Linked DNA regions of Homo sapiens: region 2 is linked to region 1. A link is a loop called in an ENCODE intact Hi-C map of the cell type or tissue named here. Cell type or tissue: heart left ventricle. All regions are shown on one strand. Links, peaks and the distances in the headings refer to the core of each region. The heading gives the core; the rest is flanking DNA.

Region 1 (2,905 bases), core at 320-2,819:
TTGGGAGGCTGAGGTGGGAGAATCGCTTGAACTCAGGAGTTTGAGACTTAGCCTGGCCGACATGGTGAGACCCCATCTCTACAAAAATTTAAAAATTTTTCATTTCTAGTGAGTTTTCAGGTGATGTTGCTGCTGCTACTTCAAGGAGCACACATGGAGAACCACTGGCATATAGGAGAAAAACGCAGGCTTAGGATTTAGACACTGGGGCCATCCCTCAGTATCTGGTGACTTTGGGCATTTGACCTCTTTGAGCCTCAACTTCTTCACTTGTAGAATGGGACTACATCCCAGTTACTTGGGAGGCTGAGGCAGGAGAATTGCTTGAATCCAGGAGGTGGAGGTTGCAGTGAGCCAAGATCGTGCCAAAATATTTATATATATATATGTATATATATATATGAGACTAGTGTTGCTTCTCAACTTATGATAGAGCTACATTCTGATAAACCCATAGTAAGTTGAAAATATTGTAAGTCAAAATGCATTTAATACACTTAGCCTACTGAACTTCATAGTTTAGCCTAGCTTAACTTCAGCGTGCTCAGCCCACTTACACCAGCCTACTGCTGGGCAACATCATCTAACACAAAGCCTACTTTATAAGAGACTATTGAATATCTTGTGTAATTTATTGAATAATGTACTGAAAGTGAAAAAGAGAGTGGTTGTATGGCTACTCGAAGGACAGTTTGTAAAGTGTATCACTTACGATGGTGCGAAAGCTGGGGACCATCTGTATTAATACCTGCTTTGTGGAGTCATGCCTGACATACAGCAATATCATTATTTAATTATTACTGTTTAAATTTTAACAATTTTGTTAGCCCCTGAGGGATGAGTAGGATTGAAGTCAGCAGAGATCGGCTGGGAGGGCTTTGGGGAATGTCTCTGAGAACCTCACAGCTCAAGTGGGCATAGAGCAAAGAGCAAAAGGCCAGATGGGTCTGGAAGCCCCAGGACAAGGCGCTGATTGGGAAAGTGCTCTTGTTTAGGGTGGATATTGAGAGGGAGCAGATCGATTCTTTGGAAATTTCTGTGTGGTAGGTAAATCCACGATTAACTCTGAACCCCGAGATGACAACAGTCTTTTCTGAAAGCCACTGGCAAAACGGCCTCTTGCAGGGGAGGTGGAAAATGCTCCCTGAGAAAGAGCACGGAGGCCGGGGTGGCGGCTCGCGCCTGCAGCCCCGGCACTTTGGGAGACTGAAGCAGGAGGGTCGCTTGAGCCCCGAGGTTGAGGCTGCAGTGAGCTATGACGGGGCCACCACCCCGCAGCCTGGGCGACAGAGCAAGGGCCTGCCCCAAGAAAACAGTAATAACTAAAATAAATAAGCAAGCAAGCAGGCCCGAGTTCCGGTTTCAACGCACGTGCTTTCCTGTTCTTCCCTACACACTCTGCTTCCGTTTGTAATTTATGGCCCCCTTTTGTTGGAGAGAAACCCGTCCGTGTCCTCGATCACAAAGGGGTCAAAGCCCGGGTGTGCCCGCGCGGGCGGGTTGAGCTGGGGCCTCGCCGCGCCGTTTCCTGGCGCCCCCTGGTGGACAACGGCGGCGCCGCAGGCCTTCCGGGGAGGCCTCGCCCCACGTGGCCTCTCGGTGCTGCAGCTTTAGGCCCCAGTTTGCAGCTCGGGGCAAGGGCTGGAACTCTCAGTGAGACTGTGCCCAGGGCTCAGAGGCGGTTTCTGGACCAGTTACGTATTATTGCTGGAATAACACGCAAAAGAAACCCCACCCCGACGTGGATTAGAGACTGTTGATTTTTAAGGGCGAGATCACTGCTCTTGGCTGCAGTCAGGAGCCTGCATGCGGCCTGCCCCAGACAGAAGGCCTCAGGGGTCTGGGCTTTTACAGCTTTTGGCCTGAAGACCAGCTGCAGCTTCCAGCCCCAGTCATTCATTCCCTGAGGCTCCCTCAGGACTGCTGAGAAAAGGCAGGATCTAGGGGAAAAAGGGCTCTCCCTGCAGTGGGGGTGTTTAAGAGCAAAGATTCACTCCCCAAACTCCTCTCCCCCACCCAGAAGCCACTGTGCCTGAAGCCCCACCCTTAAAGAGCCTTACTTTTGCCTTTTTTGAAAAAGCTGTCTCATAAAAATTCAATGCGATCATCATTCATTGTGTACCTCATGTGGGCAAGGTGCTGAGCTAGGCTCCATGGAGACTCAGGCCTGTGGAAGATGGGGTCCGTGTGCTAAAGTGGGCAGCAGAAGGAGCCGTCTCAGGAGGACTCAACAACGCCCAAGGCCAGCACAGGCCAGGGAGCAGGCGACCTTCTTTCAAACAGGGCCTTGGTGGAGTGCATTTGGGGACAGGGTCTAGAAAGGAGGGGAGGCTCTCCCTGGGGGGAGCATGGTGAAGAAAGAAAGGCCTGTAGTCCTGGAGCAGAGCAGGAGCAGCTGGGAAGGGTGGGGTGTGTTCAGGGAACAGTGAGTAATCTGGTGTGGCCCTGCACGTCTGAGCATCACAGAGCCTGGCACAGGGCACAGGGTTCGCTCTTCAGGGGTGGGAGGAGGAGCTGGGGACCAGGCTAGAGAGGTGGGTGGGGGCCCCAGGAGAGAGGACTACGCTTGAGTAACAATGACCCTGGAGACCCAATGCAGGTGGGCTTGTGTGAGTGTTTCCCTTCCTGCAGGCGGCTCGAAGGCGAGAGCCAGCAGGAGCGAGGAGAGAGGCTGCCCAATGGGTACAGGAGGCATTTCAAACACCATGGAAGTTGTTAGGACCATAAATGGTGCCTACTTCAAAACTGGGGCTGGGACGGGCCCTGAGTCACAACACAGTATTTGAAATGCCTCTAGGCCCACACGTGGGAGTATAATCCTCTGTGGGATAGATTTCCCTCTCATCTCATATTTGTTTAATACTTCACAGCTTTCAAAGCACATTCACCCACATGATCCTATTGA
Region 2 (2,905 bases), core at 170-2,669, 140 kb before region 1:
ATAGAGAAGAGATAGGGGCTATGGCCCAGCCCAGTGGCTCAGGTCTGTAATCCCAGCACTTTGGGAGGCTGAGGCAGGCGGATCACCTGAGGTCAGGAGTTCAAGACCAGCCTGACCAACATGGTGAAACCCCATCTCTACTAAAAATACCAAAAAAAAAAAAATTAGCTGTATGCAGTGGCGCACACCTATAGTCCCAGCTACTTGGGAGGCTGAGGCTGGAGAATCGCTTCAACCTGGGAGGTGGAGGTTTCAGTGAGCAGAGATCGCCCCACTGCACTCCAGCCTGGGTGATAGAGCCGGACTCCATCTCAAAAAAAAAAAAGGGATCAGGGCTCTAGGTGATATGGTTTGGCTCTGTGTCCCCACCCAAATCTAATCTCAAATTGTAATCCCCACGTGTGGAGGAAGGGACCTGGTGGGAGGTGATTGGATCATCGGGACCGTTTCCCCAAGCTGTTTTGTGATAGTGTGTGAGTTCTCAGGAGATCTGATGGTTTTAGAAGAGGCAGTTTTCCCTGTGCTCTCTCTCTCTCTCTCTTTCCTGCCACCCTGTGAAGAGGTCTCTCCTTCCCCTTTGCCCTCCACCATGATTGTAAGTTTCCTGAGGCCTCCTCAGCCATGCAGAACTGTGAGTCAATTCAACCTCTTTTGTTTATAGATTACCCAGTCTCAGGCTGAAAACGGACTAATACACTAGGACTGAGTCCTGTATGGTTTAGTTACTTCATCTATCACACTATTAGAGTTTGTGTAGAACACAAGGGCCCTGCAAAAGAGAACAAAGGGAACAACCAGAGACCTAAAGAGTAAAACAAGGAGGTTGTGGGGTCATTGAAGCCGAGAAAGGAGCTTGAAGAAAAAGAGAGTTCCCAGCTATGGCGAATGTTGCTGAGAGGTCCAGTAGTAGAAATGAGTGGAGATTCATAGGTTCAAGCAACAAGCAAGCTATATATTGTTGAGAAACATGACAAAATCCATTTTTCAGCAAAGGGATGGGAACAGAAGCAAGGTAGCGTAACCGAGTATTCACAGTTTTTTCTAAGAGATATTTTAATTATTTTTTTCTCTCTCTCTTCTTTTCTCACTTCCTTGGTTCTTCATTTCCTACTTGTCTTTTAGAAATGCAAATATGTGGCTCAGGCCTGTAATCCCAGCACTTTGGGAGGCCGAGGCGGGCGGATCACGAGGTCAGGAGATCGAGACCACGGTGAAACCCCGTCTCTACTAAAAATACAAAAAAAAAAAAAATTAGCCGGGCGTGGTGGCGGGCGCCTGTAGTCCCAGCTACTCAAGAGGCTGAGGCAGGAGAACGGCGTGAACCCGGGAGGCGGAACTTAAGAGTGAGCCGAGATGGCACCACTGCACTCCAGCCTGGGCGACAGCAAGACTCCGTCTCAAAAAAAAAAAAAAAAAAAAGAAATGCAAATGTAGCCTTTTACTTCCCCTTCACCAGACACTCCCTACAGGGCAAGTTCTTCTAACTGTGCTTCCAGACTGAACTCTCCTCGAGAGTTAACAGTCCATTTGCCGACCGAAGTATGCCCACAATGGAACTCTCACCCTCCAGGAGGCTGCTAGAGAGATAGCAGTCAAAAAGCACGCCCACTGCTCTCTCCCACTTGGAGAGTTTTCAGCCTAGTAAGATGCCAGCAGTCACCAGCTCGGCTGCCCAGTAGACAAGGCCCTGCCTTGCTTGCTCTCTCCCACTTGGAGAGTTTTCAGCCTAGTAAGATGCCAGCAGTCACCAGCTCGGCTGCCCAGTAGATAAGGCCCTGCCTTGCTTGCTCTCTCCCCTGACTTTTAAAAGTGCCTGCTTTCTGCTCCAAAAGAGAAGTGCACATTTAAAGGCAGGATGCCTGTGCCTCTTCCCCTAAGCCAGCTTTGGAAATAAATCACTTTCTTTCCACCAGACCTCACTCTCGTTAATTGAACTCCGCGAGCAGAGTGACTGACTCGCACTTCAGTCACGGCAGGAACAGGAGGAAGGGGAATGGAAGGCGAAGGAGTAGTGTGTGAAGACTTAACTCTCCCGAGAAGGTTGCCTCTGAAGAGATCAGAGACAAGGAAGGCTCCTGGAGAGAGACGAGAAGTCAAAGAGGACAAAAGCATGTAAATAGTGGTAGATGGAGTGAAGTTAAAGACACAGGAAAGGGAAGGGATAATCAAAGAAGCCAAGTCCTTGAGAAGGTGACAGGAGATGACATCAGGGACACAGGTGCAGGAAGAGAAAGATTTATCACAAAGTCAATGAAGCCAAAGACTTAGGGCTCCTCACTTGCATGGGCCTGTCAACACTTACATTTTATTTATAATTTTATATTCTTTTTCTTTCTTTCTTTTTTCTTTTTTTTGAGATGGTCGCCCAGGCTGGAGCACAGTGGCGCAATCTCGGCTCACTGCAAGCTCCGCCTCCCGGGTTCACACCATTCTCGTGCCTCAGCCTCCTGACTAGGTGGGACTACAGGTGCCGGCCACCACGCCTGGCTAATTTTTCGTATTTTTAGTAGAGACGGGGTTTCACTGTGTTAGCCAGGATGGTCTCGATCTCCTGACCTCGTGATCCAACCGCCTCGGCCTCCCAAAGAGTTGGGATTGGCATGAGCCACTGAGCCCAGCCATAATTTTATATTCTTTTTCTTAAAGAGGCCCCTCGAGTTATGTAGGTTTCAGGACCCCACAAAACATGGTTCTGTCGCTGTGTGGAGGGACTGACCTTTGATAGGAAGAGAGATGCCCCAGTGTTTCTTAAACTTGAGTGATGACAGTAAAGCAACCCCAAAAAGTCTAACCAATAGAGAAATAGAGGAACCCCAGGCATTGGTGTCCCTGTGTTTGAGAACCACTTGTCTGCTTGAGACATTTACACACCTGATTGGGAACCACGAGACCTGAGGTCTATGCC

Evidence for each region. A loop is a pair of places that touch in the nucleus more often than their neighbours do. Peaks named below come from ENCODE experiments on the same cell type or tissue, not always from the same donor. Only the 100,000 strongest peaks of a DNase experiment are listed, where the experiment ranks them.
Region 2: a loop joins it to region 1, with 3 times the contacts of the local background. A loop is called at or near these places in 5 of 110 quality-filtered maps.

Annotation. Positions count from the first base shown.
Region 1 is chr12:574,914-577,818 of GRCh38, reverse strand. The region is part of intron 1 of NINJ2 (ninjurin 2); the gene reads left to right. Among named protein-coding and RNA genes, the nearest start is that of NINJ2-AS1, 55 kb to the left of the region's middle. RefSeq lists a silencer at 1,425-1,694 and an enhancer at 1,223-1,724. In heart left ventricle, for the core only: a CTCF peak has its summit at 1,543 (motif pointing left); a DNase peak (open chromatin) is centred at 1,548; H3K4me3 peaks cover 783 bases; H3K27ac peaks cover 2,014 bases.
Region 2 is chr12:718,253-721,157 of GRCh38, reverse strand. All of the region lies in intron 2 of LOC101929432 (a long non-coding RNA gene), which reads right to left. Among named protein-coding and RNA genes, the nearest start is that of LINC02455, 3.1 kb to the right of the region's middle. RefSeq lists an enhancer at 1,689-1,738. In heart left ventricle, for the core only: no CTCF peak of the experiment used is centred there; a DNase peak (open chromatin) is centred at 1,337; H3K4me3 peaks cover 344 bases; H3K27ac peaks cover 1,958 bases.